Linked DNA regions of Mus musculus: regions 1, 2 and 4 are each linked to region 3. Evidence: chromatin loops called from intact Hi-C (ENCODE). Cell type or tissue: left cerebral cortex. All regions are shown on one strand. Region 1 has its middle 180 kb from the start of A330102I10Rik. Region 2 has its middle 52 kb from the start of Mboat1. Region 3 holds the start of Sox4 (SRY (sex determining region Y)-box 4). Region 4 holds the start of A330102I10Rik (RIKEN cDNA A330102I10 gene).

Region 1 (8,000 bases), 240 kb after region 3:
CAGGAAAAAGCACATTTTGTTCCTTGCCAGTTGCAACTGCCTTTGCCTTTCACTTTCCTGGGAGGAATTGTTCATCTGCTTCAATTGTTCAGCTCTGCCACTGCAGCCCATCCTTAGGCATAGATGATGTGTAAATAAACGAGCATGGCTGTGTTCTAATAAAACTTTATTTATAAAACAAAGCCATGGACCAGCTTTACTGAAAAGGCTGTAGTAAGCTGGCTCTTTGTATCTATGGCATATACATATATAAATTAATATTTTAATAGCCCATTACTTTGCTTATTATTACTAATTATTATAGTGTGTATGATGTGTGATTGGAGAATAGACACACATGTGTGGATGGCAGAGGACAGCTCTAAAGAGTCAGTGTCCTTTAGGTCCCAGGGGTCAAGCTCAAGTCATCAGGATTGTGTGGCAAGAGTTTATGTGCTGTGCCCTCTCACTGGCCCCTGTCATTATCTTAGAGCTGTTGGCATTGGCATTTATTTCTCACTGCATGACAGACAGATCGGACCAGTGTAGTGTAGAGTCATTCTATATGTAGATAATGGAGACTCATTGATATCTTCCTGATAGGATCAATCAGAAAGTGAGTGGAGACACAGACACAGCCTCTTAGATCCAATGTTTGCTGTTGTGTCAGTGTTTTCCAGAACACGTCTCTCTCCGTGTAGCTGGCAAGAAAAAAGACATTCTGGAGTCACATGTGTTTGAGAAACTCCACATGACCCGAGCTTAAGAAGGCCTTCTGTGTTTGTTATGAATCCCCAAGTAGGGATTAAAGTCTGATAAGTTTTCCAAACATTTTGGATGCCAGATCATTTTAAGGTTCTCATCAAAGAAGCTCTTAGAACCCATGCTTCTCACATTGGCTTCTGGAAAAACCTTCACTGAGCAAAACCACAAACTACAGAGAGGTCATTCAGGGAAGAAATACCAACCTGAAGCCCTGGATTAGACAGAGCACAGGTTCTGATCAGGCCTTGACCCAGTGAAGTGACAACTGACAGGACCTGTCACATCCTAGGCCCGAGTTCAGTCAAAGTCTCCGCACATAACTGCCTCTGCTGTTTTTCCTTCTAAGAGGAATTGCTAATCTGATTGGTGACCGTCCAAATGGAAGGTTGGCCTTTTTCTCTAATAACTTCTTCAGTGGAGGACATAGGCTCTGGCTGAGATGCAACACACAGTTTGGTTGAAGTTCATATTTCATGAAGAAACACTTCTTTTTATGATGTCAAGTGCAGGCTGTTTTATTTGAGTCAATCAAAGAACTTCTATCCCTGGAGAAACATTTTGGTAATGTTTTGAAGGCATTATGACTGGGAACCCAGAGATACCTGTGCCATAACTATGAACATTTCACCTCCCTACAGGATTTCGCAGTGAGGATGACCAGGAAATAGTACCATCATGCTCTTACCAATTAAAATCCACATTACTGGTGACACAAGTGTTATCAAACTCGAACAATGGCTTCTTTGACAAAACCAGATAGGAGTCCGCACACAGTTGAGGCCCACAGACTAAGTGAGGCCTTCACTTCACCCTTATCACCAAACCCATGGGTACAGCCCACAAACTCACGTCATGTGAGGATCTAGAGCCTAATACCATGGCTGACCCCCAAGGGATTCTGATTCAACTACTGAAGAAGTGTTGAACTTCTGTAGTTCCGTATCGTAAGTATAAAGACCTTCCTCCAGACCCACCACTGAGACCTGTGTAATGGTTCTGGACCAGGACAGAGGTGTGTTAATGGGGGTCGTGATGGAGAACTGTTTGGGTAGGAAGGAAGATTGCAAGTGAAGAGGAAAGGTGTCCCATCAGGCAGCTGGGGTAAATGGAGAAGTCAGTTGTGTAAGTTTCCATTGTGTTGCTATGACAAAGTGCCTGACAAAAGTGACATGAGTAAGGAAGGTTTACTCTGTCTCAACAGTGTAAGGTCACACTCAGTCACGGAGGAGAAGGCATGGTGGCAGGATCTTGTGGTAGCCGGTGGCACTGTGTCCACAATCAAGAAACAGAGAGAGAGAGATGGATGTTGCTGGTTCTCATTTCTCCCTTTTGTTTGGTCAGAGGCCCCATGGATAGTGCCATTCACACTCAGGGTGGGGCGTCCCTACTGTGTTAAAGTTTCCTGGAAAAAACTCTCACTGACACATCCAGAGGTGTGTTTCCATGGTGATACTAAATCCAGCTGAGTTGACAATGAAGAGTCACTAGCATGTCATAGGGGCCACTCACTTTCACTGGGAACTTGTGTTTCACAGAGGAAAATCGCAACCACACTCAGCTCTACCCCCTTATGATGCTGGAGATGGTGGAAACACGCATGATGACGGAGCTACTGAAACAGCATCCCAGACTGTGTTCTAACGTGTTCCCGCCTTGAACCCCGCTGCAACATTGAAATGTTATCTCGGTTTCATTCCCCTTCTGGCTCCTTTGAGCATCTACAAGCTCAGGGCAGGGATCTGGGTTCCCAACTCACACAATTACATCGAGGGCTTTTTCTGTTTCTCTTTTTCCTTCCTTCCTTCCTTCCTTCCTTCCTTCCTTCCTTCCTTCCTTCCTTCCTTCCTTCCTTCCTTCCTCTCTCTCTCTCTCTCTCTCTCTCTCTCTCTCTCTCTTTCTTTCTTTCCTTTTTTTTAAGCAACTAAGTCAAAAGGCATAGCAGACTTTGAAGGGATGGAATGACCCAAAAACACCCCTCCCTGGAGTTGAACAAGCCTAGTCTAATTAACATTGCTACAGGGAGGCACTTAATTTTCCTAACAAACACATACCTCGCAAGACACTAAGCAGTAAACAAGTTCTAATAAGTGATCAACAGGCAGGGTTTCCAGCAGTTGCTTTTGGACGGTCAGGGTCTTGGGCTGTATTTTTTTCCATTATTAAAGCAGGCGGGGAAGGGGTGTTGGTGCAGGGAGAAGCTGGAAATTACTGCCAGAGCAGATCAGTTCCACTAAAAATGCCCCAAACAGCACTCTCTTCCCCTGCCCTGGAAATTATGTGGCTCGCTCCACCCTTCTAAATTACACTGTCCTGATAGGCTTTATTTTCCAACTAAATATACAGAATGGAGATATTACCTGATAATGTGACCTGAGCTGCTTTTGGCCAGTCTCATGTTTTTTTCCAATAACAGCACAAGAGTCTGGATGATGGGGCCTTTAGAATCAACAGCCAGCATGGCTTTGTCCTGTGTGAAAAGCGCGTTGCCAGCTTCTTGTACCTCAGAACAGAGATGAGCCCCAGGGGCTGTGGCTATAGCCTGGATGTGATTTTGCACAAATCACAGCCAAAGAAGGGGCGTGTACATATATCACATTTGAATTTTGTCCAATGTGTCTCTCTCTCCCTTTGTGCCTTCATAAATAATCCAGAGCCTGCAACAGAGGAAAAGGAGGTGGTGAAATCACTTCCCAAGCTTAAAGTAATCATACCTGGGTGTGGAAACGGCAGCCAATGGCTTTGAACGCTGGTTATGATTTGGGACTGGGTGGACTTGCTGAAAAACCCACCTAGAGAAGAACCCTAACTGGTCCTTCCTGCCGAGATGAAAACATCCAATTCTGAAAGGAAGTCTCAAGAAAGGCAATCATTTGTCCCCAGCTGGTACAATCGTTTAATAAAATGCCTGCTGGGTTTCTAGAAGTAATATTTTGCTCTCTTCAGCAACAGTAAAAATTACCCAGACATGGAGGTGATGGTGGGGGTAACTCTGTATGTAATACCATACAGAACGTTCTCAACTTGAAGTGTAAGATGCACAGAGATAGTTATTTGTTCTATGAAGATGTGAGGGAAAAGTTTCAGAGACACATAGTAAACGGGAGAAGAAAAACAAAAACAAAAACAAACCAAAAAAAAAAAAAAAAACTGAATCCCAGCAGAAGGGCTAAGCCATTTTGCTATTGTAATAATTATTCTTCTAATGTTTTAATCAAAGGCAGCAGCCTGTCTCTCCCCTCATCTATATTCAAGCCACCACACTTTGTAGGTGTTAATCTCCACGCCTCCAGGCTGTTAGGAGGGAGAGGAAATTGGCAGTCCCTGAACTACAGAAGCCTGGAGGAGAACAGTACCTAGCATTGCCCTTAATTATCTCGATTATGCTAATACATGTTGTTTGTCTACAGCTAGGAGAGGACAGGAACAGGGAGGCAATCAGAAGCGTTGCTTTTTAGGAAGATTTGGCCAATGCAGGTTTAATAATTTAAAAAAAAATGTAAAGATGGATTTCGTATTTAGTAGAATGAAAGAACAAACTAAGACTCTGTCATGATAATCCCAGCTAGCATGTGCTTTCTTAATCGCTTGCCCAACATTAGTGAGCAAACAGATATGTCCAGTATATGCGAAAACATACGCATATTAGACACAATGGGCGGTACAGGCGGGGGCAAAGTATTTACTTTCCAGGAGCTCAATAAGTACATGAAAATTAAACTAGATAAGATGAAAAATTGGTGTCACATTTATTCAAATTCAATTGAAACACATTTTGAGCTATCTATCCATGCAAAAGATAATGATGCTATTTAGCATTCGCAGCCCCAACTCAAATCATTTTCAGAACAGAATGCAAATATGTACGAGTCTTTATTTGTTTTCTGTTATTGTTGTTATTGTTTTCATTTCAATATCAAAGTAATTAAACTCCTTACAAACAAACAATTCCCCCCCCTCAAAAAAAAAAAAAAAACAAAAAACAAAAAACAAAATCCCTAAGGGTGTATTTGAGCTCTTGGTTTGAGGGGTATCGTGCCCATCTCCACTGCAGGAGTAAGAGGCAGCTTCCTTTCTCGGCTTGAATCAGTGCAGGACTCTTTGTTATCCATATTCAGGGTAGGTCTTCCTTCTTCCCTTAAACTTTTCTACAAACATCCTAGAAGACCCGCCCAGAAGGGGCTCTCCTTGGTGCTTCAGTGAAGCTTGCAAAGATGAATAATCATCAGCGGCTGGGCCGCTCTTCTAATTCCTTTTCAAACAACCCAGGTCTGATCCAGCCGAGGCTACCCAGCTAGACACAAGCCAGTCGCTATTGAGGCCTCAATAGTCACACACATGCAGGGTGTGTCACTGTATCTGGGACAGAAGAGAGGGAGGAGAGCCTGTACTATTCCTTTTTTTTCCAGCCTCTTCGGCGGTTGCTAGGCCCTGTGGCAACTATCCGGAAGGCAAGCTTTTCTCTGACTATGGCCTGAGCTGTCTGAGCTACACATAGCCCAGTCATGCTGGGATAGGAAGCAAGCAGGAATTTGTGGGGATGCCCAGGCTTTGGACAATCTTCTGTCTGCTGAGTTAATGCCAGCCAGGCTGCTTAAGTTCAACAGCCTGTTCCACGTGCCTCTGTGCTGTGGCTTATGGGAGAGTGAGGGAAAACAGGAAGAAGGGGGCCTGCCTGTGTAGATATGGGCAGACTACCATTCTTCCCGAGGCACCAGGAGAACTGGAGCCTTCTTCCTGAAGGCTAAAGGACCTCTTGGAAGGGTCCTTCACCTCCAAAGATTGAGCAATGCAGGAAGAGGTAACTGTAATCAAAGGCCTGGGTTTCTACCTTGATTCTTCCACTAGCCAGCCAGGTGATGTAAGCCAATCTCTACTCACTAAGTGGCTGGCTGAACTAGGCAGGGCTTTTCACCAGCTACAGGGGTTAGTAGGTCCCTAGGCTAAGTTTCTTACCTGTAAGATGGCGCTAGCACAACACTCTCTTTCATTTGGGTTATTTTATGAAGATTAAGCAAACAAACAAACAAACCCAAAAGCACACCAAAAATATGTAAAACATGTTATGAGCAGTCAATGTTGTATCTTTTTTGTTTTGTTTTGTTTTTTATTTTTTCTCTCTTTTTCTGCTTCTCAATGCTGTCTAGTTTTCTGGAAGAGAAAAATACAGCGTCCTCAAACATTTTTTTTTCCAATCCACAGTAAACCCAAGATGCTCTAGTGGAGAGTGGTCTATGTCCTTCATCATATATTGGAACTTAACTCCACAGGGGGGAAAACGAATTATCTCTTTGAAAAAAAATTTTTTTAATTCTGATTAAAACTGAAACCAGATCATCATATGATCAGCCCTCCAAATCCACAGGCTCCACACTTTCATGAAGTCAACTAAAGGCAGATTGAAATATTTGAAAACAAAGCAAAACAAAACCAACTGAACAACTGCACCTCTGTGGACCAAGTATGGGCTTTTTCTTGCCGTTCCCTAAATAATACAACAGGAGAGCTGCCTGTCCCACATCTGTATTGCATTCTGAGTAACCTATGGATGATTTCAAGTGTGTTCGAGGGTCTGTGCCGTTTATGTACAAATACCACGCCCTTCACAAAGAGGGATCGTGAGCACCTGCAGAGTTTGCTGTCTCGTGGTCTGGGGCGGGAGTTTGGAAACAGTTCTTCAACAACAACCAAGGACTACCTAAAAGGACCCACCGATTTGCCCAATTCCTTATTTGCACAGAGGCTGGGATAGCGGGAGGGACGCTGTGCTCTGAGGCTGGTGTAGAGGAGTAAGAGCTGAAGGATATGGGGTGGGAGTCCCCCTTGTTGGTATTCTGTCTGAACTCCACCCCCACAGTTCCTGGCAACAGCCAGGTATGCTCCTCCCCAGTTACCTAGCAATGATCAGATAGGTCTGGCCCACTATACAAGGGGCTGCTTGCCCCCTCTTTCCTCTCTTGTCCCTCTTGTTCTCTTACTCTCTTACTCCTGCTTCTCACTTGCCCCCTTCTCCCCCCCCTCTCTCCGCATCCCGCCCCCCATCTCCCCGCGGTCATGGCTGGCCTCTACTTCTCTATTCTCTCCCTCTCTCTGCCTTTCTTTCTACCTTTACTACTCTCTTAACTACCCTCGTCATGCCCTGAATAAACTCTAGTTGGTCTCTCAGGGGCAAGGGATGCCTCGGCACGGACCCGCTGAGGGACCTCCTTCCCCAATACCTTCCTCCACACACCTCAGAACCTATGTTAATATTTCTTTATTTTTTTTTATGATCACAATACCTCTTCTCACAGGGGAGTGTGTGTGTGTGTGGGGGGGGGGGGGGAGGAACAGAAGTCTCTCTTCTCAGCTCTCCTTTTCTTCTGACGCTACTGGGGCAGAGCCCAGGGTAGCTGATCTCCTCACAACAGTATTGTAACTGTTGCACAATGGCCAAATATGAGTTTAGAAGTCCCCTGAGACGGGAATCCTGTCACCATAGGTTTTTCTTTCTTTCTCTTGTTTGTTTGGAAATAGGCCTGCCTAGCTTTAACCTTAAAATCTTCCTGCCTCAGCCTCCTGAATGCTGGGATTACAGATTCGAGTTAGTATACTAGATCTATTCTGGACCTATTTGTCTGATATCATGTACTTGTTCATTTTTGCAGCACTGGGAACCAAACCCAAAGCCTTATGCCTCCTGGACAGGCATGCTACTGAGATGTGAGCTAGTTCTTCTGTAGACTGTATGGGATGTGCTGGGGGAGTGGGGGAGAGGCAAGGATGGGGCGCGGGGCCCCATACTAACAACTGTAAATTGCCTGTATACATTGCAGTGAGACGGAGGCTGAGTTAAAGAGAAGGTTTGGGGTTAAAATGGCAGAGTCTGAAGCAGTGTGGAGTATGGCGAGGAGGGTATTCGGTAACCTAGCTAGCTAGACAGATAAGAAAAAAGGAAGGGCTCTGGGCCAGTGACAGCAATCCAGCTGGCTCCTCTGAAAGCCCTTGAGGAATGTATGCAAGGCACCCTTGTCCTGCTTTTAATGCAGCTAATTGTGACAGAAGGCACCATAAGTAAGGATGGCTTCTAACCAGATCTGAGAGGCTGCCTCACAGACAGGGGTCTAAATATGAGCTAACCAAGAAAAGACTGCAGCCACATCTTGGAAACAAAGACAGCCTAATATAACCAACAGCATTCGGGACATCTACAAGGTCAGAGGCAGTGCTGCCGGCCAAGGGCCAAGAGACTGACAACTAGCAGACAGTCAAGGTCAAAG
Region 2 (8,000 bases), 1.1 Mb after region 3:
AGTGCTTGCCTAGCAGGCAGGAAGCCTGGAGTGGAGACAGGTGAGGCAAAAGAAAGAAAGAAAGAAAAAGAATAAAAGGAAAGAACATGACTGCTTCAGGGCGTGTGGAGGAAAGGTTTATGTAGGTAGAGGGGAGAGCATAGCCAGAGACATCTGCGAAACGCCAGAGCGGACATCACCCTGAGCCATGTGAGGAGAAGGGGGGAGGGGAGAGAGGAGAATCAGACAGAGACGCTAATAAGGCCAAGGTACAAAAGGGGCGGGTAACCAAAATGGCTGAATTGTGTAGGGACGAGCTGCTGGGGAAAGGGCAGCCAGCCCCTGGGCTGGAGAAGTTTAGGGCAGAGCTCAGTGTAAGCAAACCAGGAGGAACTTAACTAGTAGGGGCTGAGAGATGCTGAGAGAAGCAGGCAGCCAGGTTCGCTTTGATATGTTAAGTAGGCATTTCAGCCTTTTGTCCCAGGGTTTGAGACTTAACAGTAGAAGCATCAATGTTCTGAGGGCTGTAAAGTTTCTTTCGTAGAAAAATGGCACCCATCCCAAGGGAGCGGATCCTCCTACAACATGGCTTCCGAGATGCCACTTCCTGTTCAAGAAACAGTGCTGTCTTTCGGTCAGCACCAGCCCTCCAGTGTTCAAGGCTCCCTGTTATTTGGTTCTTTTTAAATGATCTTGCCAGCCTGCAACCTCACTAGTACAGAATGCCGTATAGGCCTTAACAGTCCAGCCCGTGAACGATTCCCCTCTCTGAATCCTCACAGTGCCCCAGGGCCTTTGCTCATGATGGTTCCTTGTAAGTCATGCACCCTATCTCATTCACGTCCCCAAATCCCAACTACAGTTCTAATACAAACATGGGACCAAATTTTATATGCCTTGGTCATGGTCTAAAATTGTCTTTATTACAACGGCAGGCTAAATCGTGTCCCTTGCCATGATCCCCAGACCCATACACCCTAGCCACCACTTTCCTGGTTGAGCTATCTCAGCAGTCTATTTACTGATTTATTTAGAGAGTGGGGTGTGTATGTGTGTGTGTGTGTGTGTTATAGAAAACTATAGGGTAAAAGAAAAGGTTGACAGAAGATGGGGTGAGGAGACAGGCTAAATAAAGGGAATCATGACAGAATTCATTAGCCCTTATTAGAATTTCTAGTCCATGGAGGTTCTTACCCCCTCCTCCTCCTCCTCCTCCTCCTCCTCCTCCCCCCCCCTTTTCTTCTTCTTCTTCTCCCTCTTCTCCTTCTCCTCTCCTTCCTTCTCTTCCTCTTTTGAGATACTCTAGTGGTTCTCAACTTTCCTTATGCTGTGACCGTTTAATAAAGTCCCTCATGCTGTGGTGACCCCCAACCACAAATTCTACTACATAATTGTAGTTTTGCTACTGTTGTGAATCATAATGTAAATATCTGTGTTTTCCAATGTTCTTGAAAAGATCATTGGACCCTCAAAGGGGTCACAACCCACAAGTTGAGAACGACTGAGACAGGCTCTAATAGAGCCAAAGCTGGTCTCAGACTTACTGTGTAGCTGGGCTCATTTTGAACTCCTAATCACTCTACCCACCTCTTGAGTGTCAAGATTACAGATGTGACCCACTGCACCTGACTTCTGTATTGTGTTTGTATAGGTATCTTATACACATGCTAGAATCAGGGCATAGGTTTAAACTCATAGATTATACACGAATGTGGATTCTCTTCTGTGGAGTATTTTAAAAATGAGCAAGCCATAGAATTTGAAAAATATTTATAGCAGACATATATTTGATAAATTACTTGTATCTATATATTATTTGAATATATATTCAGATGTAATAAAACAAAGTAATCCATTTAAAAGTAGCAAGAGATTGGAACAAATATTCACCAAAGAAGATGCTCAGGGGTTGGGGTTGTAGCTTACTACATAGATCAGGTTGGCCATGAACTTGGAGATCTGCCTGTGCCTGTTTCCTGAGTGCTGGGATTGAAGACAAGTGCCACCATGCCATGATGGGGTTATAGTTCAATGGCTTGTCTAGCATTTGAGAAGCCCTGGCTTTGTTCCTTGCAGCACAGTATTGCTGGACAGATGAAAATGAAAACCATGATGCAAACTTTTTAGAATCGTGAAAAACTAATAAAGTCATCAAATAAAGTGACATTGTCACGTGCCAGTGGAGCCAAGGCTAGAGCTGGTGGGGTTGCTGGTGGTAAGGGTCTCACTCTGTCTGGAAAACAGTGTGTGGTATTTTCTTCAAATGCTCAGCATACCACATGATCCAATAACTGCACTTCTTCGTGTTTAGCCAAGGAAAATGGAAGCATATGTTCATACAAAAACCTGGACATGAAGGATTATAGCAGCTTTATTCATAATTGCCCCAAATTGGAAACAGCCCAAATTCCAAATGTCATCTGGCTGTTGAAAGGATAAACTCTGCAATCTATCCATGCATCTTAGCATGCCACTTGGCAAAAGGAACGAACTACTCATATGCACAACAAGGACAAACTTCTCATCCTCATTTGTATTATGCTAAGTGAAAAAAGCCAGACTTCTGCACCAGATTATTCCCTCTAGAGAAAAAAGAGAATGCTCCAGGGACAGAAAGCAAATCAGTGGTTCCTGGGGGTCCAAGGAGGTCCCATGGCTGCCAAGGGACATGGAAACACGTTTAGTCACATACTGTTCTATGTCCTGATCAGGACAGTAGTCACATATATATATCACAAACACACACACATATATATGTATGTATATATATATATATATATATATATATATACATACATACATATATTCAGAGATGTGCATACAGCAAAGAGCAAACTCATTGCACATAAATTATATTGTATAGTTTATAAAATATCAACAAGGGCCTTCAGATGGGAGAAACTGACATTACAAGTTTCACTATTTTCCTTCAAACGTGGTTTCCCATCAATTCAACAGGGATTAAGTGTATATGTGTATCATTAATTGTGTTAAGCATTTTGGAAATCATTAAAAGAAGTTTAAGACAATCTTGAGTTGTCTATGGACATGAGTAATGATTCTACATCTTCCAAAGGTTTTGTGTTTTTTAGATTATATAGCTGGGGCGTATGAAGAAGGAGATGAAGAGACTGGCCTCTGAGCAATGATGCTGACAACAGAGATGGAGGGTTGTAGGATCTGGATCCTGCCTGGCAGATTAAGCACACACTGTAGGACAAATTGTGGTTGACTGAAGACAAGAGCTCCTCAGGTTGCGCAGAATTTTCAGACATTTGTTACTCAGAAAGCTGGGCAGTTCACAGTTTTAGTCTTGGGCCCAGGCCTTAATCTGTGTCTATGTCATGACAGTGGGGACGGTGGAGGGAAGTGGGTAAATCTATAAATCTTAAAACACTAGAAAGGGTTGGGGTGTTCTTTCCAACAGAGCTGTGTGGTACACCCACGCCCCCAACTTCTGTATGTAAGCCATTCCTTCTAAATGAGGTCTACCCAAGTACCCTAAAAAAACAAACCAAAAAAACCCGAAACCCATTATCAGTCCTCGCAAGCCTAACCATTATCAGTCCCCGCAAGCCTCCATATCCTGCTCTACGTTCTTTCCCATAGTGCTTATCTTCTTGCTTCAAAGCATTCTTGACTGCCTGGAATGCCTGCTGTTTACTGTCACCTCCTCGCTAGAATGCAAGCCCACCATGTTAGGAACCATTGGTTATTTTGTGCATGGACAGATAGTAGGTGCTCAGCAGATATTTGAAAACTCACTAATAATGGCTCTGATTAGCATTCACAGAGCAGATCCCGGACCCTGACACACCAAGCAACGTCAAATAGTTACCGTCCCTTGATGAAGTAAGACAATTCTTGTTTGCCATTTCAGAAAGAAGGAAACAGGACCACAGACAGGTTAGGAGGAACCAAGGTTGCCTATAAAACTAGTAAAAAAGTGGTACCATGGTCCAGACACGAAAATACTTCTCAACTCAGAAATATGGATCCCAGAAAGCAAGAATGAGCAAGCTACTGGGGACTGGCTGGCACTTGGAAGCCAGATGGTTTTGGATCGGCAGGTCTAAATCCTTAGCTAACTGTGTCAGAGGAAGCCATTTTAAGGAGTACATTCTCCATGAAAAACCTGGCAAGACACAGAAAAACATAGAGGCGAGGAAAGGGCTTTTATAGAGTAATACAAGTGAGAATTATACTCAAGTTTTTCATTTCTCAGTAATTAGATTCCGTTTAAATTCACATCTTTAAAAAAGGTGAATGCAGGCTGAATTTCCCTTATCCCATATTTTGGGTAAAATGTACCTAAAATAAAATCTACCTAATGTTAGCAAATTACTAACATCTCTTCATGTAAGTAATTAATTTGGTTTCTGTTTTGCCCTGCAGATGGGACAATTTATTATTACTGCTAATAAATCTCTAGGAATTAATTGTTGAGATGGGATTAACAACCCCAAAATGGTTGGAAGAAAATCTTAATTTGGATCATGTTTTCCTAACTCTGTCAGCAGCTTCTGATTATAAAAATAGTCTCAACCCCCTTAGGCGGGACTTACTCTTCCGGTGTCTGCGGAGGGCAGGGTGACCTTTCACTCGCTTTTGATGACCGCCCTCTTGTGGTGGATCGTGAGGATGCACGCCTAGCTCCAAGGTTCTTTGTGAGAGAGCCCAGCCCCGCGTGGTCTAGAATATTCTGGGATCTCCCTGGTGAAGATTTCCTTGCTCCCCTCTTCTTCTCGGGGAGTCTGTAATGTTCTGTAAACACAAGGACAAATATATTGCTGTTGTTTCTATATTGTATTTTTGACTGTTTATTTTTGTGGCAACTGCTGTTACTGTGGCCAATTTTAGTCGTAATTATTTTCCTCTTCCTGCTTTACAGAGGGTTGTAAGAAAATGTGAATAGAAGAAAATCAAGAAGGCTAAAGGGATTTCTTCTCATCCACGCTTTTAACTTCACTCCACCAAATGGCTGCGATAGTTTTTGTTTGTTTTGTTTGTTTGTTTGTTTGTTTTTCTTTCCTTAAAAATACAAGGTAAAACCAAACAGAAACCTGGAGGTGGAGAGTGGTAGCACAGGCTGGTGTCTAATCTCAGCACTTGGAGGATCTCAAGTTCGGGCCTAACCAGGGCTACATAATAAACAAATGGACAAAATGCCAAAGGATGATAGATACATAGTTACGCCTGAGAAATAACAGGCTTGAGATTGTAAATTCTCTCACTTAGCAGTTGCTTTAAGTTTTAAGGTTCTAAACCTTAGGAGAGGTCGAACATCAGATATCCTGTATGTCAGCTATTTACATTATGATTCACAACAGTAGCATAGTTACAGTTATGGAGTAGCAACAAAAATAATTTTATGTTTGGGAATCACCACACCATGAGGAACTGTGTTAAAGGGTCACAGAATCAGGAAGGTTGAGAAGCGCTGCCTTGATGTTAAAGAGAAAGTATAAAGCTGACAGAGGAACGGCATTTGTATCAACTCTTCTACAGGGTCTCTCATGCACAGACACTGTGTATAATGTCTCTTGGAAATGTAAACCTATGGTCCTAGCTACAGCTGAGCTTATTTAATGGGTGTCACTTAAATTTTACTTAAGCAAGGGACAATGTCTCTATATACACACACACATATATATATAATATATATGCATGTATATACATATATAATATAAACACATACAATATATACATATATAATATATACTATATAATGTTTTTATTATTGAAAAGTTCATACATGTATATAACATTCAATCAATAACATCCACCTCCCTTCCTCCACCTGGACCCCCCAGACCCACTCCTACCTAATTTCGTATCCCCTCTTTTCTAGCCCACTGATTACTATTTGTGCTGCCCATATGTGAGCGGGTGTGAGACCATCCACTGAAGCACTGTTGTCGTACTATAGATCACACTTGTCTTTGTTAGGGTTTCTGTTGCTGCGATGTTGTTGCCATGGCCAAAAAGCAAGCTGGGGAAGAAAGGGTTTCCTTAGCTTGTACATCTACATTGCTGGTCACCACTGGAGGATGTCAGTGCAGGAACTCAAGCAGGATAGGAACCTGGAGGCAGGAGCTGATGCAGAAACCATAGAGGGGTGCTGCTTATTACTGGCTTGCTTCCCAGGGCTTGTTCAGCCTGCTTTCTTACAGAACTCAGGACCACCAATCTAGGGATGGCAACACCCATAATGGGCTGGGCCCTCTCCCATTGATCACTAGTCGAGAAAATGCTTTACAGTTTGATCTCATGGAGGCATTTCCTCAAGGGAGACTCCTTCCTCTCTAAAGACTCTAGATTGTGTCAAGTGACCTAAAAACCACCCAGTACAACACCTCTAAAAATAATTCTCTCCTTTCTAAGCAGCTATCAACTGTCAAACAGTCTTCAGCTACGTGTGAGGTCTTGGAAGCCCCTTCATTCTTCATGATAGGGTACTGAATGGCTCAATCTTAGCATCCACAGATGCTGTGATTTCATGAGCGCAGGGGGCATCCTGGCACCTCCAGAAGATACTGTTTCACCTTGCCCCAGTCCCCAGGCTGGCACTTCACTGTTTCTCTTCCCTCTTCTGCCATGCTACCTACAGCCTTATGGCAAGGGATGTGTACAGCTGACCATTTATGGCTGTGCACGGAAAGTCTATCTTGGGTATACTTTATGACATACTGAAAGAGTCTTGGATCTCTAGGATCTGAACAGAACTGGAGTCTGAACTCTCATACTTAGCTGTTGTGATCATTCGAATAAAAATGGCCCCCATAGGCTCATAGATCTGAATGGTGGTCACTAGAATTAGGAGGTGTGGCCTTATCGTAGGAAGTACTACATCAAAAGACCATGCCAAGCCCAGAGTCTCTCTCTCTCTCTTGGCCAGCAGATCAGGCTATAGCTCTCAGTTACCTCCCCAGCACCTTTCTGCCTGTGTGGGGCCATGCTTCCCACCATGATAATGGACTAAACCTCTGAAACTGTAAGCCAGCCCTCCACTAAATGCTTTCTTTTTTAAGAGCTGCCTTGGTCCCCGTGTCTCTTCATGGCAGTAGAACATGACTAAGACAGTGGTCTGACTCTGGGCACCTCGCTTCACCTCTCATTGCAAACAGATGTCATTCTTCATTTGTTCGAATCTGGTAACTCAGAGGAGGTAATCAAAGAACATGGTCCACAGTCTCTCCTTTAAAACCTCAAATGAAAAGTCCCCCAGCTCTGCTTCATCACCCACTCAGTGTCCACTCATCATAATGTGCCTAGGAAGATGAAGCGCTCAGAAACACCAAGCAGATGAGATAGAACACATTGAAATTTGTTTGTTCTGTGTACCATCCCACTATCAACGGGTCTGTGTGGCTGGCAGCTATCTGAGTAAGAGCACATAGATGTAGAATTGTGATGTTGTCCAGGTTAGTTAAAGTCCTTACAAACACCATTATTTATCAGTGTCTAGTAATGTTTGCCTGAGAGTCTGTTTTGTTTGCTAAGGTCTTAGGAGCCTCTGCTGCCCCTGACTAATATTAGTGGCCTGATTCAGGTTTGTAATTCTCCATTTGCAATTCAGGAAACCAAAGTTCCGAAAACAAAAGGTGGTTTTTTTGCAATTCTCCTGGCAGCAAACCCCATCTGTGCCCACAAGGGACTATTTGTAATGTATTATTTTACTTAGTGTGAATTCTTACGTTCTTTTTGTAGTGGTCCTACTCTGTTTGATCACGGTGTGCTGTCTTCAGTCCCAGTGCAGCTCTACAGGTGCCCTGTGATAACTTTTAAATGGATCAATCTGCCTTAAACACATTTGGGCCCAGGGTTTGAGCTAAGAGTTTATGGCTCTCTTTGTGCATACTGTCTGTATTTTTATTTATTACATAGATGGAGGTTATACTTCACACGGTTTGCTCTTAATGTAATATAATACAATAATATTTATTCATGCATTTGTCACTTGTTTTGAGGAAGGGTTCCCCATGTCCAGACTGACCTCCAACTCTCAACCTGCCCACCTC
Region 3 (8,000 bases):
CCTGCGGGCTCCCCGGGGCGGAGACCAGGGTCCCCTGAGCGGCGCGCGGGCCAGGGGCGGCCGCCTCCCGCCGCCAACCTAGAGTCCCCGAGGCCCTCCGTCCTCCCTCACCGCTGAAGTGCTCCCTGCGGGCACCGAGGCTGGAGTCGGCCGCGGCGAGGAGTTTCTCCAAACGTTGGTAGCCGGAGTATCTTCCAAACGCAAGTTTCTCGCCGCCTCCGGGGCAAGTCTTTCCCCCACCCCTTTCCCTGAAGCAGTCGATTGCAGTTCACGAGAGCTCGCGGTAGCTCAGGAAAGCGACATCGTCTCTAGCGCCTAAGTCCCTTTCCTGCAGTGCAAAGCCAAAGCGACTCTGGCTCCGGGACTCTCTGTGGGCGGAATCGGCGCTGAGGAGTTGGTGCAATTATTTTGTTGCAAGGTAGGAAGCCAAGAAGCTTGCATGCAACAGACCGGCATGAATAAATGTATGTTTCTCCCTCCCTCCTGCAAGAAGGGGAGCTGGTTACCGGCAGAGTTCCCCCACTGCAGACTCTCTAAGAAACAGCGTGCAAGAACTGGAAACCGGGAGGGAGACGGCCCTCTTCCCCTCACTCTGTTTCTCTGGCTGCAGCTTAGAGCAGACCCCAATTCCGCCTCGCGCTTCTTTATCCTTTCTCAGACAGCCAATCAGCCGCTGTAACTAACGCTTCCTCGTGCCAAGCCCCTCCCCCGTCCTTCCCATTGGCTTGGAACCCGATGCAATAATAATCTCCGCGTGCAATGAGAAGCTCCAAATCTGACCTCATTCCAATTTACAGAGCAAACTTTTTAAAAGGGCTAGAAGTACAGCTGAGATTTCTGCTGCCTCTTTCCCCCCCACCTCCGCCTTTTGCTGGGTGCGCGCGCGTTTGCCTCTGTGTGTGTGTGTGTGTGTGTGCGCGCGCGCGCGCGCGCACGCACGCGCATGTGTGAAGAGGATGTTAATGCATGAAGTTATTAAGGGGAGAGACGGAAATGTATTCTAGCCATTATGTTAGATAACAAGGGGCTTGGAGGGGGGGTAAGGGTGAAATACTGTAAATGGAAGCTTTCTGCTTAAAAGCCGAGTGATTATTTTTATTAGTTCTTTTCAGCCCAGGAATAAAGAATCAGCCTTTGGTGCAAAATCTCTTTTCTTAGCCCCTTCTTAGAGCTAGAGATGTAAGTGGGGGGAGCCACAATAATAAATCAATGGATATTGAAAACCATTAAGAAAGTGGTACCTAGACACCTGTCATCACAATTATTTTAACAACTCTGGGTACAGAACAAACGTTGGTGTATTGTGTAAATCCCTTCAGGATGCTATCTGTGCTGTTTGTGAAAGGCAGGGTTTTTTTTTTTTTTTTCTTTCTCCCCTTTTCAGTAATTACTTACTCTTTTTGCCAAACAGAGGTTAACTAGTTATTTAATGATTTCACTTCCCCTATAAATCCTGGGTAGGCCAAACAAGATTTTCTGTGGAACGCTAAGGCAGTGGCCCATAATTACCTCAATAAGAGACTTTGTGTGATTTCTGTATAGGGCGATCATGGTGAATACAGGATGGGATTGACTTCACTTTCTAAATGTTTGTTTTCCACAATATCCAAAGGATAGATGGGTTCGCTATGTGCTCTCCTTCCCCCTCTCTTTCTTACCCATTGTCTCCCGTGTGTCTGTGCTACTTGAAGCAATTGGGCCTAAAAGACCAAGAAGAGAAAGGGGTGGCACAGGGGAGTGGGCTGCTGGACCTATCTCAAGTCCCTCTCCTGATCTTTCTTTCTGGGTCTCATTGTCCTCCTCTTCTGTGCTTTGGGAACCTTGTGAGCTTTATAGAGGGCTTGTGTTAGTGCCCGGTGAGTGTGTGATTATAAACCACGGATGTGTGTCCTGAGCCCTCTGGATTCTAACACACATTCCGAGTTCTCCCTAATGCAAATGCCACTTCTAGTAAGAGCAGCACGATGTTCGAGAGACTAAGGTGGGAGGTGGTCACCGGTGGTGAAACGTAATCGAAAGCCCCTTTGGTGGTCCCCGTTTGTTATCTCAGTACTTGGGAGGTGCCTTCAGGAAGATCAGGAGTTCAAGATCATCCGCTGATGCTTAAGAATTCCAGGACAAGCTGGGCGGTGGTGGCGCACGCCTGTAGTCCCAGCACTTGGGAGGCAGAGGCAGGCGGATTTCTGAGTTCGAGGCCAGCCTGGTCTACAAAGTGAGTTCCAGGACAGCCAGGGCTACACAGAGAAACCCTGTCTCGAAAAACCAAGGGAAAAAAAAAAAAAAAAAGAATTCCAGGACAGCTCCAGCTACCCAAGTCCTTGTCTCAAAGAGCGAACACATGCAGATAATACTTAGAATATAGAACAACTTAGTTACACAAACCACCCTTTTCCCAAGATCTGAGCATTGGGACTCTAGTGAAAACTCACCTTTAATACGATGATAAACTGATTTCCCTCAGGCTAGTAACAGAGGAGGCCAACTTAGAGCCAGCTCTTGATTGAGAGCACAGTAGTGCTGGGTGGTATATTTCCATTTACCTTGTCACACATTCAGAGTATTTAGGCTGGAAGGAGGCCGAGGGTGTCAAGAATTAGACATTTACTGGAAAGAGTACCCTATGGAGACAGCTGACTGGGTCTCTAAGATCAACTGCAGGCAAGAATGTTTTGTGGGTAAAAAGCAAGTAATTTTTTTTTTTTTTGACTATTTGCTACCCATCACAGCCCTTTTTTAATTCCCAGAGGAGGAAATCCTAAAATAGTATGCACTCCTTCAAGAAAAAAACCTCCACCAAGAAAAGTGTTTTGCAAGGCATATGTGTTTTTTTTTTTGTTTTTTTTTGTTTTTTTTTCTGATACCCACAGATGTACCTTCTTAAGATGCCATCAAAATGGCATCTGGGTTATCCTAAAAGGTCTATTGTCTACAAAATCAGTATTTTTATTATGACAAAAATAAGGAGATGTATTCCTTGTACAATCTGTATTCAACAATGTTGGATAATTTGGCAAAGATGAGTGTTGGTGTAATTGGTGGTATTTCCAGTGGTGTAAATCACCCCTCATAGTTACACTCATGCTTAATGCACATATTTAATTTAAAGAGCATATCAAAAAAGTAATTCCTGCCCTGATTTTTCTTGTTAGATGCATGTCAGAAAACCCAACAGACTTTTAAGGTGTACTGTAATAGTATATGCCATCAAAGGACAAAAGGCCTTTAAGGAAAAGGGGATAAACCATTTTAAGTTAATTTTTGTATGCGAGTCCACTGCTTGGCACTGTGCATAGATGGAGGTCAGAGGACATCTTGTGCGGCCAGTGCTCTCTTTCCACTATCCAGGTACTGGGGATTGAACTCACATTGCCAGGTTTGGCCTAGAGAGGCCTGTACCGGCTGAGCCAACTCACGAGCTGCTAAAGGTCCTCCTTGTCCCCCTGACTATGAGATGCACCCCCTGTGTCTATGTTTCTCTTAGACCTGGTAAAATATGTGTTGGTAGCATCCGTTGACCTAGTTACACCATTGTACAATGTAATCCTGTAGAGTATATACCTGACAGTTTGGAGTTATTGAAGTGTGACTGTTTTTGTTCTTAGAGCATGGAAACATGTGACAAAAGATGTGACAAATAGCTTTTGATTAAAGTACATATACACCAGAATGCACTGGACTTAATACCAAATCATGATATTAAGATTTCTGGGTCTCATTACCTAATGCCCTAAGCTTTGTAATCAGTTCTCCATCAGAGACCTCCCCGTTCCCCCCAGATACTAGCTATTTGGTGGCCCCTAGTAAGTCAGTGCTCAGTGCTCTTTCCCTCCGCTCCCCTTGTAGTTCTATGAACAGAGAGCCAGGATTGTTTTGCAAACAAGTCCTGCCTTAGAATCATCAACTAATGGTCTTTATTGGAAATGATATTAGATCTTTCACGTCTTGAATTAAGGCAGATATTTATTTTATTCCATTAAATGCAATCCATTCGACATGAGAGGGTAATAACTGCTAATGTGCTTCTCCTGCCCCTACACACCTGCACAACATAAAACCTCACATCTACAGAATGGTATGGATGGGGTATGGATGAAGGTTTACCTCGACTTCTTAATGTGTCCCGATAGCATAGAGGGAGGAAAACCTGCATGGAAATTAGTTTCACGAGTCTGGCTTGGCACTATTTTCCAAGAATCGTGCTTTGCTTTGGCTGTAGAAACTGAGTGTGTGAGCCCCTCTGGCTTTGAACATTCAGTTCAAATAAACAGAGGTGGAGGACGCCTTCTTGTTAATTTCGTTGACTGGAAGTGCTCTGGGAAACTGAATGCCATCAGCCCTGTTTTCAGGTCAACCCTTCACTGGGGCTGATTTTGCTCCCCACCCCCCAACCCCTTGCACTACTCCATTCTTGGTGCTGAGGAAGTTGTATTGAAACTGGACTAGGAAAGGGGGGCTGTATTGAAACAGTATTTTTTAGGTTTTGGTTGTGAGCCTTAGCCTTTATCAAGGGCTGAGTTATCTCTCCAGACCAGTGTGTTGAATTCTTATTCGAAAAATATTAAGCAGGATAAATGAAAGCTGTCGTTCATATTCACTGTTAGACTACACAGAGATAAGAAACATATATTTCTAATAATTTCACCACTTTCTCACCCCTCATAACCAGCAGGCTCAAGTCAGCTCTTTATACCCATGCCGTTCAACGCCAACGCATTTCCCTCTTACTCTTGAGAACAAGCAGAAAACAAGTGTGTCTGCACGGGCCACATAGATAGGAAGCATTAACTGGAGCTTCTGCCCTTTCCCCAGATAGAGGCCTGGCACACCCTTCAAGATCTGTGGAACTGGTGCGTGCAGACAGCTCCTCCCAGTCCGGGAGAGGCAGCCGCCAGGTGGCAGCGCTGAGCCTGCCTGAGCATGCAGCGACGTGGGAAAACGTGGGGGAAGATCCAACCGTCCCTTCCTGGTCTCCTGAACCAGTGAACCCCCAACACTTCTCCGGGTTTCAAGGACCGGTGGGTGTGCTGGTGAATTCTGGGCATCCCCCCATTCCCCGTAAGACAAAGTTTAGGGTAACCGATTGCTGCTCCCTGTTTGCTCGTCCGACCTCTCCAGCCCACCTCCCACCCCCCACCCCCTCAACCCCCATGGCTGGGGAAGCCGAGACGCCCCTTTCGGATCTGGTAACCTCACTCGGGAGGTCACGGGTCATCTCCCTCGGGCGGGTAGGAGCGAGAATGCGGTTTCTCCGCCAGCTGCGCGCTCTGCTTCGGCGGCGGCAGAAACACACGGTGCATGACCACAGGAGTCCCAAAGGCCAACCCTGCTCCTGAAAAGAAATGGTTTCCGTAGCCCGGCACGCCCGCCCCGTGGAGCTCAGCAACAGGGGTCCTGCCCAAGCTCGCCTAGGACTCCCGGTGCACCGGCCTCGCCTTGCCTCTCTGTGACTCTTACTGGGAGGAGCTAAATTGCAATCGACTCCGGTGGTGCTTTTCGGAGGAAAGTCTTTCCTACTGTAAACGTGGCTCGGGCGACGCTCGCAGCGGCGTTTCACCACTGCCTTCTGAGGAGGTTTACGGTCAGGAATGGGCTGGTGACGCCCCCCGCCCCCCCCACCTATTCCAGTTCCCGGGCCTCCTTGCAAGTGGCAGCTGGAGCAGCCACTCCAGGAGGGGGGATCTCGCCCAGTCCCTCCCCCTACGCACCCCTCCCCCGATTCCAGCCTGGACCTAGCCGCTGGGGCCCAGTTCCGCCACTGACCGGAACCGACAGCCATTTGGTTCCCTGGGTGCACTCGGGTGCCCAGCAGCCCCTTACCCTCTGTGAGCCTCTCCTGGACTAAATAGCGTGCCATCTGCATCGGTCTGGGACTCACGCTTCAGCTCTCACTGTGACTGCGGGAGGGGCAGTGCACGCACAGCGGCCAGGGCTTCTTCCCAGGGGCAGAACGAAGGAACCAGATAGTTCCCCACCTCCAGGCTCTAGCCTGATCAGGAAGATTGAGGTGTTTGTGTGTCCACAGAGGACCTCGAAGGCGCCCCAAAGCCCTTGCCGAGGGCGACGGGGGGAGGGTGGATAAAGGAAAGGCTGAGCGCACTTTCCTCCTTGCAGCCCCCACCCCGCAAACGGTACTCGGAATCGGAATAGAGCATCCTCTTCCCAGCCCAGCACCCCCAAACCATCTCTCAGTGGATTCCTTGTCCTCGAGACCACAGACACGTAAAAGCAATTACAGTTTGGAGTCCCAGGAGGCAAGCAAATGATTACGATTATGGAAAAAAAAAAAGCCGCCTAGAGTTCCCCAAATATTAGGGAACGAGGAGAGCCACCTTGAAGGCTAAGAGACGGGCGGGGACCAAGGGCATCCCGCTGGAGAGTGGTCCATGTAAGCCACGAAGTGTCAGAAAAGAGAATAGGGAGGGGAGCAAGTGCGAAGGCGTGTGTGCTGCTGCAGAGGGGCGAGCAGGCGATTGGGGTGGCTGCCAAGTGATGGGAGTCAGAGGAGGGGAGGAACGTGCTCGCCACGAGCAGCTGGCCCGGTGGCGGGTTCTGCCTGGCACTAGGGTTCCTTTTTTCCCAGCCTTTCACCTTCGGCTAACCGCGCGTGCGGACAGCACCGAGACACACATTGCGCTGGGGGCGCTCGCGGGCATAGGATGGGTGGGGTGCGGCAAGGACCAAAGAGCCCTGTGCCTCACACAGCGCAGGGCGCGCTGCACACCTGGCACCGGAGACTCACCATCTGTTCAGAGCTGCCTCCTGGGCCCAGGGGTGTGGCCAGGAAAGATAAGAGTACCCGTGGCAGCGACGACTCCACACCAACTGCCACTTCAACTGCCAATCAACGTAGTGAGTGCCCTACTGTGTGTCCCCCGCTCAGCTTAAGAGCCTTCGGTTGCAGTTCTCAGGAACTGCAAGCTACCAGAAAACCTTGTATATGCTGTAAAATAAATTCATACTGAACTGCCAGCAAAGCAGCTTTTGTAAAGAGGCAAATTTGAAGGCAAGAGGAGGGAGGTGTCTGGCCGAGTAACTGGAGACTAGTAGCTTATGATTTTTTTTTTTAAAAGAAGTCCTTGAAGCACAAGACTCTGTGGGCTGTTTGTCCCACACAGCCCAAGTGAAAAATAATTTCAAATGGTTTACACACCTAAATCTCAGCACTTGGTTGAGGCAAGAGCTTGTGGAAACACAAGTTGAAGGACAGCCTGGACTTACAGAAGCAGACTGCTTTAAGTTAGTTCCATAAGTAAGTTGATTTGGCTTGTCGGGACAAATAAATGAAGGCTCATCCTTACAACACTCAAATTTAACTCAATTTCACAAACATCATCTGAAATATCACTGTGTTGTACAAATGTCGAGTCACTTGTTTTTTTAAAGACAAGTTTGAATGCAACCCAGGCTGGCTTTGAACTATCTGAGCAGTTAGAATGACTTAGAACTCTGGATTCTTTTACCTCCTGCTTCTAAGAGCTGGCATTAAAGACTTGCTTGTGCCACCATGCATTGTGTAATGTAACCTTAAATGAAAGAAAATTTGTGTGTGACATTACCTACTATATATGTATTTTAAAAATCGACATCATTCCCAATGTACCATGTGTTAAAATCTATATAGTGTATAATACAAACCATACAATTTAAATATGCACGGTGCTAGGCTTGATGGCTCATGCATATAGTCCTAGCATCTGGGAGGTTGAAGTATGGCAAGCACTGAGTTGGAGGCCAGCCTGGGCTATATAATGAGTTCAAGGCCAGCCTAAGTTATCTAGCTTAGATCCTATCTCGAAACAAAAAGTCCAGCCAACCAACCACACAGACCATCAAGGCAACTGGGCCATCAGTTGAGTGGGTAAAATCATTTGCTACAACAAGGTTAATGACTTGAGTTTACTCCCCAGGACCTACATAAGAGAGCTAGATGTAGGTACCTGTCATCTCAGCACTCGAAAGTTAGACAGGAGGCAGGGACAGGCAACTCCTGAAAGGCTGTG
Region 4 (8,000 bases), 58 kb after region 3:
GAGGGGGAAGTGAATATGAACTCCCATCCCTAACCTATCAGCAATTGACAAACACTCACATACAGACAAATTAATTTCCTTCAAAGGATTCTCACTGGGGATGTGTCTTAGGTAGGATTTTCATTGCCATGAAGAGACTCTATGACCAAGGCAACTCTTATAAGGACAACATTTAATTGGGCTGACTTACAGTTTCAGAGGTTCAGTCCATAATCATCAAGGCAGGAAGCATAGCTGCATCCAGGCAGGCTTGGTGCTGAGGAGCCAAGAGTTCTATATCTTGTTCCAATGGCAAATAGAGGATGGTCTTATTGGCAGCTAGGAGGAGGGTCTCAAAGCTCACCCCTCAGTGACACACTTCCTCCAGCAAGGCCACACCTCCTCCAACAAGGCTGCACGTAATAGTGCCACTTCCAGGGCCAAGCCTATTCAAACCACCACATTATACAAACCACATTTAAGGGAATTAGGCTCCACCATAGGAGGTCAACACAAAATACACAACACACTCAATGATATTTTCAGAGACCTTTCTTTCTCTCTCTCTCCTCTCTCTCTCTCTCTCTCTCTCTCTCTCTCTCTCTCTCTCTCTCTCTTTCTTATTTATTTATCTATCTCCTCTTGCTTTCTTTGGGCATTACTGGTCTTCTGCTGATTATAGTATGGTTTCTGATTTTGTGGTGTTGGTGTGTGTGTGTGTGTGTGTGTGTGTGTGTGTAAGTAGCATGTGGCTGAGTATGTTTGGACTTTTTTGTGCTTTATTTTGTTTCCTTTTATTTTTTAGTTTGTTTTCTGAGACACAGTGAGAGAACGCAAGGAGTTGGGTGAGTAGGGAGGATATGGGGAGAGATGAGGCAGGAGATCTATGATCAGAAATATTGAATGAAATTTTTATTTTCAAAACAAATTCTGAGAAAAAAACTAAACAACGGAAATAAGGTGGAGACACTGGACACCCACCTCCAGTTTACACACACACACACACACACACACACACACACACACACACACACTTGTGTACATAAATATAAAACCTGAGAAGCTGAAACAATGAGGAACCATCAAACTGAGGGAAGGTTTGTAACCACACCAATGTTTCAGTTCTGTCCTGGACAACGGCCTAAGGGAAAAACAAATCACAACGTGGAGTAGGAGGTCTTCAAGGGAGGTAAGAGCCATGAGGGTGGCACTGCCACAAGGACCCACACTGACCACCACCCTTCCTGACTTCTGCTTTAGCTCCAGTCTTCCCTATGACCACCAGCAGGTCAGGACCCTGGGCACACAGGATAAAGCAGGAGAATCGACCTCCCTAATAACCTTGAGCCCCCCAGTTATGATTCCACCATCAAGGACCCACCTCAAGAGAAACTGAATTTCCTTTTCGAAAAATTCAAGTAACTACTGAGGAGTCAGCCAACAGTCATGGATGGGAACCATGTAGGGCTTGCTCCCTACCAGCAGGTTATCTTCTAGCAATTTGCCTATTTGTTTTTGTTTCACTGTCTCAGATAGCCCAGGTCATCCTTCAGGTTCCTTATGTAACTGTGGATGACCTTCACCTTCTGATTTTCCCACCTCTTCTTCCTGAATGTCGGGAATACAGGTATAGACCATTAGAACTGGTTTTATGGGATCCTAGGGATCAAACCCAGGGTTTAGTTCAAGTAAGGCAATCCCTCTACCAACTGAGCTAGCAAGGCACATCTAAGAGACCATTCAACTATATTACTATGAGCTGAAAAGGGCAACTGAGTCCAGATTTTGTTCTCCCTAGGTAACACTTCTCAGCGCTTCTCCATAAACCACAAAAGTGGGATCCAGATGCCATCTAATACTATAATTAAATGGAGGGCGTTTCTTCATCTAGTCTTGACTCCTCTGCCTGCTGTCCGGAAACATTTTCTTTTGAGTGAGATTCATGTCTCAAGAAGCAAACAGAAAACTAAAATTCATAAGTGGGAAACAGAGAAAAGATCACCAAAACCCCAGGGCATGCACGCACACGTCCTTAGCACAATCACCTGTAGGCGTGTCCTAAAATGGGTCTATACCATTCCGCTCAGCATCCCAGAGCCTGACCTGGGCGGAGCTGCTCGTGGGTTGCTCCAGTAGAGCAAACAGCCCATTCGGAGTGCTGTTAAATGATGAGAACAGGAAGTTCTCTTTAGAGGCTATGCCCTTAGAGGACGGTGCCATGCGAATTCTCCCATCGCTATTCTTTTTTAGCTCAGATTTATAATTGACTTTCTGTTAAACATTGCAGCAAGTTAAATTAATGCAGTAGGATTACAGTCGTTAAACAAATGCCTGATAATGACTGCTTGCTTATTTTAGCAGTTCCTCAAACCGCTGGGGCAGTACCTGTATGAAGCTTTTGGCTCCATTGTCACATTAATTGAGACGCACATGGAGTTTCACAACAGAAGCAAACGTGATGCTTCGTAACGATGACCATTATTTAGGGCTTCTGCCAGACTAATTTACCTTCGAGTTTTCTCCGTTGCCCTTAACCAATGTATTAGGTACAATTTACGAGTTCATGATAGCATCCCTGTAGCTTAAGACAATTTCTACCTGATTTAAGGACAGAAGAAGGGGGGAGGGGGAGAGGATAGAAGGGGTAGGGGAGAAAGAAGAGAGTTTTTAAAACGAAAACACCAGCAAGAATTTTTCCACACACACTGCAAGGAACCCAAGTGATATGGACAGTGATGGTTTTAACCCATTTCTTCATGGAACAGTCAAGTCACTTTCGGGAATGGCCTGTCAGCTTAAAAAAAAAAAAAAAGCAAGATGGAAATAATTCGTTCAGTCTTGAGTTAACACTGCATTGGCACAAACACATGGAAGAAATGATCGCCAGCTGGACAGATGTAGCCCGCAGTCCTGCAGCCCCCTGCAGGACCCCGTTGATGTCCAGGGTCATGTGCCTAGTACCACCTTAGAAACTGTCCCGATCCTGTTCAGGACATTGAATGATAACACCCTGCAAGTCAGCTGACTGCTGTGTCATACTGCATTCCTGCAGATGCCAGCTCCTGCTCCTGCAGATTGCCAGTCGAGATGCGGCAAAGCAGAGGCAAACAGCTAGGCACAAAGCAATAGAGTTGTAAACTTTGTTTTTTTTTGTTTTTTGTTTTTTTTTCCTGCTGCCGCCTATACTGCCTCTCTCCCATAGGAAGAACACTACCTCTGGGTAGCCAGGAGCTGAGATGCAGTCTGAATGTTCACGGTGGCTTCTGACGTGGCAGCGTGAATTCTCAGCTGGGCAGGTACTGCTTGGAGCTTGCTGAGCAAACTGGCAGTGGTGGAGTTCAACTGCTTGCCCACCTTGTATGGGAGTAGGCTTGGAGGTGGGGAGGCGGGTTCTTGTGCCATGCTATGGTACCTTCAGGAGATGATCTTGGCATGATTTGTCCTGACTCAGACCTGGGCAACTCATCACATTGGCACTGTGGGACTCTCCAGCTCCCATTGCAGGCTGGTCATGGGACTGGCGTAACCCCCCCCCCCCCCGCCCGCACTCCTCAGTTAGATCATGCTTTAAAGGAGAAACCAGATTTATTGGCCTAACTCAATCTTAGTCCTCTCTGGATGCAGGACAGCTGTCGGCTAGCAGGGACACAAACAGCCATCAAGTGGAGAGTCGTTGGGACTTTGGTCTGTGTGCAGGTGGAGCCTGGAAGACTGACAGTCTAATTTCGGTCATCTAATGACTTCTTATTTTCCTAACTAATTGTGCTTGCTAAGCACACAATGGTCTGGATTAGTCTTGGAGCCTTCATCAAGTTGGGCTGCAAATCAGGATGCCAGCAAGCCTGCAATAGCCTTGGCTCCCTCCTGTGTGATGCTATGCTAATTCCCAGGATGGGTCACTCTGACAACAAAAAAGAACGCTTGACTTCTCTTGTGATGCTAGAAGAACATAATTCTTTTTTGCAGCGATTCTCTCTCTCTCTCTCTCTCTCTCTCTCTCTCTCTGTGTGTGTGTGTGTGTGTGTGTAAAATTCATCAAACCAAAGAGCCTAAGAGAGATCATTGTGGATGTGGCTTTTAATGATTTGCGGGAGAAAAAGAAAAAGAAAAAGAAAAATGACAGCCTGTGGAGACGCCGATTGGAGAAAGCAGCACACTGTGGTTATTGCCAATTTGAAATACTGGGTTTGTGAAGCCAAGCCCTAAGGGAGTAGCCGGGTAACTGAGAAAGAGATCGTAGATAAAGAAATAAAAATGACAAGCGTAATGGAGGCTGTGCGAAGGGACTGTCAGAGCATCCGTTCATGGATGGCAATCTTGCCAGGCAGAGATTGAATAATTCATAGATGGAAACTACCCTGCCTTCACCTTCCCATTTAAACCGGGCATGAGCTGAATCTCTAATAAATTTTCAAGATAAAGTAAAATGCCAATTTGAATCTGAAGAGCTTTTAAAAGCAGATGTCGCATCCCCCCGAATCGTTCAGTATCTTTCACAATTACACTCTGAGGACTGCACTTCATCAGGAAGCACCGTCACCGGGGAAAATGACTGTGATTACAATAGCAACAATAGAATGCCATCGAATGATCTCTAATTTACCTAATTTGCTAAGACTGACTGGCTTAAATACCCATTGTGTGTTGCTGGTGCCCTGTCCGTGGATCTCTCTCAAGACAGAACAAAAGTGGTGTACTGTGTGTGCTCCCTTGGTTCACACAGTCTGGCAGAGATCGGTCTTCTAAGTTACAATGTCTCTTTCGTCGGCTTTTCATCTTTGTATTTTTTTATATTTTTACTTTTTTCCTAATGCTTTGTCCTAAATGCCTTTTGAGGGAAAATGGCAAGCAGTGACTTGTTAATTTATACACTTCTTAAATTTTAAAATATACAGGCCTGGGTCTATTTGAGGAGAGGGCAGATTTGGTGCTGGGAGAAGGATTTAACAAGCCAGCCGGGATGGGGTGTGTGTGCGTACGCATGTCGTGCTCGTGCATGAGTGCGTGCAAGTGTGTGTGTGTGTGTGCGCGCGCGCGCGCGCGCGTGCGCGAGTGCACATGCACGTGTTGTGTTGTGTTTCCTCCATAAGAAATTCTTTTCCTGGATTTGTGATCCCTGTGGAACATTAAGAACCTCTCCGATTGAATCTCAGGTAGTAAAGCCGGCAGCCACTCCACGTAGCTCTTTCAGAAAGGCTGTGTGCCTGATTCCTTGATGCATCAAGGCTTTTAGGCTACTTGGCTGTGTTTGTGTCTGCTCAGCGCACAGAAGTCTGTGCTAAAGAGAACTTTCTGTCTGGCAGAGTGCCCTGCTCATTCGTCTTGGGGTGACTATGCCATTCTGAGGAGGTGGCACGGGGCTATCCATCCTCCCTGGGGAACAGAGCGGAATCATTTAGCAGACACTGGGGTTTCTGGAATTGTCCTTATAGCATGGAGACAGCATGCCAATCAGTATTTGAATATTTCAGGGAGGAACCGGAGGTATGAATGACAACTGTTTGAGAAGAAGGTCCCAAATCCCTCTCTTAAAACCTTGGGATTGTGCTTGAGACTCAGCCCCGATGTGTTCCGTGGTGAGTCACTCACCTGGTTTACCCACACTGTATGCTCCCCCTACCTGCCCCTACCTTGTCATAAGGTAAGTTGTGTTGCTAGTTATTTATATAATAAGCATGAGTGATCCTTATTGTGTGATGTTAGTGGGAATGCGCTGTTGATGTTGCCTTTTCTTCCCATTGTGTTCACACCATGCTGGGGCAGACTTAGAACTTTGTGTTAAAATATGGCATATTGAAGCATGACTTAAATATTGTAGGTTTTTTCCCCCTCTCTATTTTTTCTTTCTGAGTGCATCCAAGGCTTTAATAGTGTTTAAGGAAAGGGGGAAACAGCTTTATGTAGTGAACACTTTGCTTAAAAGCAGTAAGCAGTGTGCTGGCTAGTACTTCTGTTACCACAATGCTGCTTTAGGTAGCCTGTTCCGGAAAGAGGCTCTATTGTGAGTATGTGAAAGTCCACACTACGCCCATGCCAGCATCTCCTTCCCTTTTTTGTAATTAAAACGTAATTAAAAAGTTTTGCTTATCAGCAAGGGATTTAACTTCTGACACCTTAAAGCTATTGAAGAACTGGGGTGTGAACAGGATAGTCATGGAGTGAACCGATTGGATTTTCTGTTCAGCATTTAACAGGTATGAGTACCTTCAAATTATCCAAGAATAATTGGAAACCAGGCTAGTCATTTGGGGAGACCCATAACAAACCGATCTTCGTTATTGGGTAAGAATAGCAAGTCGGGAGCTTATTTTTTAATAAGAGGATTTAGACATCAGAATCTTGGAAAATGAGGGTGGGTTTGGTTTTTTTAGGCTGTAGGTACAAGAATATTAGTGTTTCATGTATAATATCTGTAAGGTTTCCTACAGTATGCTGCTGCTTGCTAATAATGGCACTTTCTCTTGCTTTGCCTCTAGGAACATGGGACTGCAGAGTCCCTTAAAGATTTTAGATACCATTGCTTCTTTATAGCCAAATTCTTCTTTACAAACTTATCATAGTGATTATGCATAAGTGAGCATTTTTTACACATAAATTCTGTATGTAATTTTTAATCCAGTAGTGACATCTTGTCACTCTCACAGATACGTCTCACACTGCTCTAGATGCAGTGGCTGAGTGAGAGATAATGGGCGACTTTATAACTGCTCACAACCGCAAACAAGGAGGTGCTGGAAATACGTGTCAGCAGGGTTCATTTAAGTCAAACCTAAGAAATGGCTCCACTGTATATTTCCAGTTTTGTTTGAGGTTTGTTGTTGTTGTTGTTGCTGTGGTTGTTTTTTTATGAGCAAAAAAACAGGTGCCAATAATGCCTTGCCTCCATACTTGTAAGGTACCAGCACTCCAGAGACTCAACATCAGTTAGGAAGAGTGACTGAAAGTTTAAAGAAATCCCCCAGCAACCCACCCATAGAAGTTACAGAAATGGAAATGGCTTGCACTCTAAGAATGTGTAAATTTGGTCCCTTATTAATTGGTTGTGTTGGACATCTTTTTGTGAATGCAGGCTACATTCTATTTCATTATTAAAGTCCAGCTTGGAGCAGAAACCCAAATTGAAGTGACCTGAAATTTCTCCTAGAGAATACATTAATCTGCACAGAGCCATCTGTGAGCTACTTTTAGCGAAGTTATGTGGATGCATTTCACAGATCATCAGACTGGATATTCTGTCATCAAGCCTCGTGGCTCTAATTGAATTATCTTACAAGAACAACAGCACAGTATATTTCCATGATTTTTAAGTGAGTAGTAGTGAAAAATGTCTTTATCAGGTACCTATATTTGTGCAGCCTTAGTCTGGGAGGGAGAAAAAGGCAGGCACAAATAAGAAGCAGATAAGAACAACACTTCCATTCTTTGGTGAGCTGTTTTTGACGGTGGTAAGGTCAAAAGAAGTTGGTATCTTAGATAAATTATTTTTAGGCATTTGTGTCTATAATGTGTTGGTATGTACTCGTGAGTGTGGGTCAAAGAGTGTGCCAGATTCCCTGGAGTTACAGACAGTTGTGTGATATGCACTTTGTGCTGGCAACCATACTTGGGTCCTCTGCAAGAGAAATATACGTTCTTATCTGCTGACTGAACTATCCCTCCAGGCCTGAGGTTGGTATCTTGTGTCTATAGAGTGAGTTTTTTTTTTTTAAATAACTTGTTTTCTATAGTAAAACTTTTTTCCTTTATTGCATTATGATAAATCTCAAACACGAAGAACACAAAAGTAGGAATAACCATGCACATATCAGAGTCTATAAATACACTTTGTAGCTTTTACTCTGCCATCTATGTTCTTCGGCGCCCCTCCACCCGTCAGCCTCTTCATTTTCAGATGCAGTTCAAAGCAAGTTGCAGACATCACTACACTCCATTCCTGAGGCTGTGCCTGCTGAGATGTTTAGCTAGATTCAAAGTTTACGGTTTTCAGTGCTCTCCTTTAAGCACATTTGGAGCAGGACAGA

The links. Hi-C counts contacts between places; a loop is a spot of excess contacts. Peaks named below come from ENCODE experiments on the same cell type or tissue, not always from the same donor. Only the 100,000 strongest peaks of a DNase experiment are listed, where the experiment ranks them.
Region 1: a loop joins it to region 3, with 5 times the contacts of the local background. A loop is called at or near these places in 5 of 42 quality-filtered maps.
Region 2: a loop joins it to region 3, with 3.0 times the contacts of the local background. A loop is called at or near these places in 3 of 42 quality-filtered maps.
Region 4: it touches region 3 in a loop (10-fold over the local background); 6 of 42 quality-filtered maps call a loop at or near these places.

The regions. Positions count from the first base shown.
Region 1 is chr13:29,191,858-29,199,857 of GRCm38, forward strand. It overlaps a transcript of Cdkal1 not described here. Among named protein-coding and RNA genes, the nearest start is that of A330102I10Rik, 180 kb to the left of the region's middle. In left cerebral cortex, no CTCF peak of the experiment used is centred here; DNase peaks (open chromatin) are centred at 4,033 and 5,281.
Region 2 is chr13:30,080,590-30,088,589 of GRCm38, forward strand. No RefSeq gene overlaps it. Among named protein-coding and RNA genes, the nearest start is that of Mboat1, 52 kb to the right of the region's middle. In left cerebral cortex, CTCF peaks have their summits at 4,594 (motif pointing left) and 4,801; DNase peaks (open chromatin) are centred at 3,950 and 4,606; H3K4me3 peaks cover 711 bases; H3K27ac peaks cover 303 bases.
Region 3 is chr13:28,953,080-28,961,079 of GRCm38, forward strand. It overlaps Sox4 (SRY (sex determining region Y)-box 4), which reads right to left and starts at 620. Exons shown (of 1, transcript NM_009238.3): 1 at 1-620. It overlaps Gm46405 (a long non-coding RNA gene), which reads right to left and starts at 7,594. Exons shown (of 2, transcript XR_001780882.2): 1 at 5,818-7,594. Gm52067 (a long non-coding RNA gene) reads left to right here and starts at 7,174. Exons shown (of 2, transcript XR_003950714.1): 1 at 7,174-7,249. In left cerebral cortex, CTCF peaks have their summits at 4,887 (motif pointing right) and 6,634; DNase peaks (open chromatin) are centred at 679, 4,900, 5,449, 5,791 and 1 more place; H3K4me3 peaks cover 3,621 bases; H3K27ac peaks cover 3,122 bases.
Region 4 is chr13:29,011,260-29,019,259 of GRCm38, forward strand. A330102I10Rik (RIKEN cDNA A330102I10 gene) reads left to right here and starts at 4,996. Exons shown (of 5, transcript NR_045074.1): 1 at 4,996-5,132; 2 at 5,451-5,620. In left cerebral cortex, no CTCF peak of the experiment used is centred here; DNase peaks (open chromatin) are centred at 2,171, 3,059, 3,334, 3,815 and 6 more places; H3K4me3 peaks cover 3,933 bases; H3K27ac peaks cover 2,646 bases.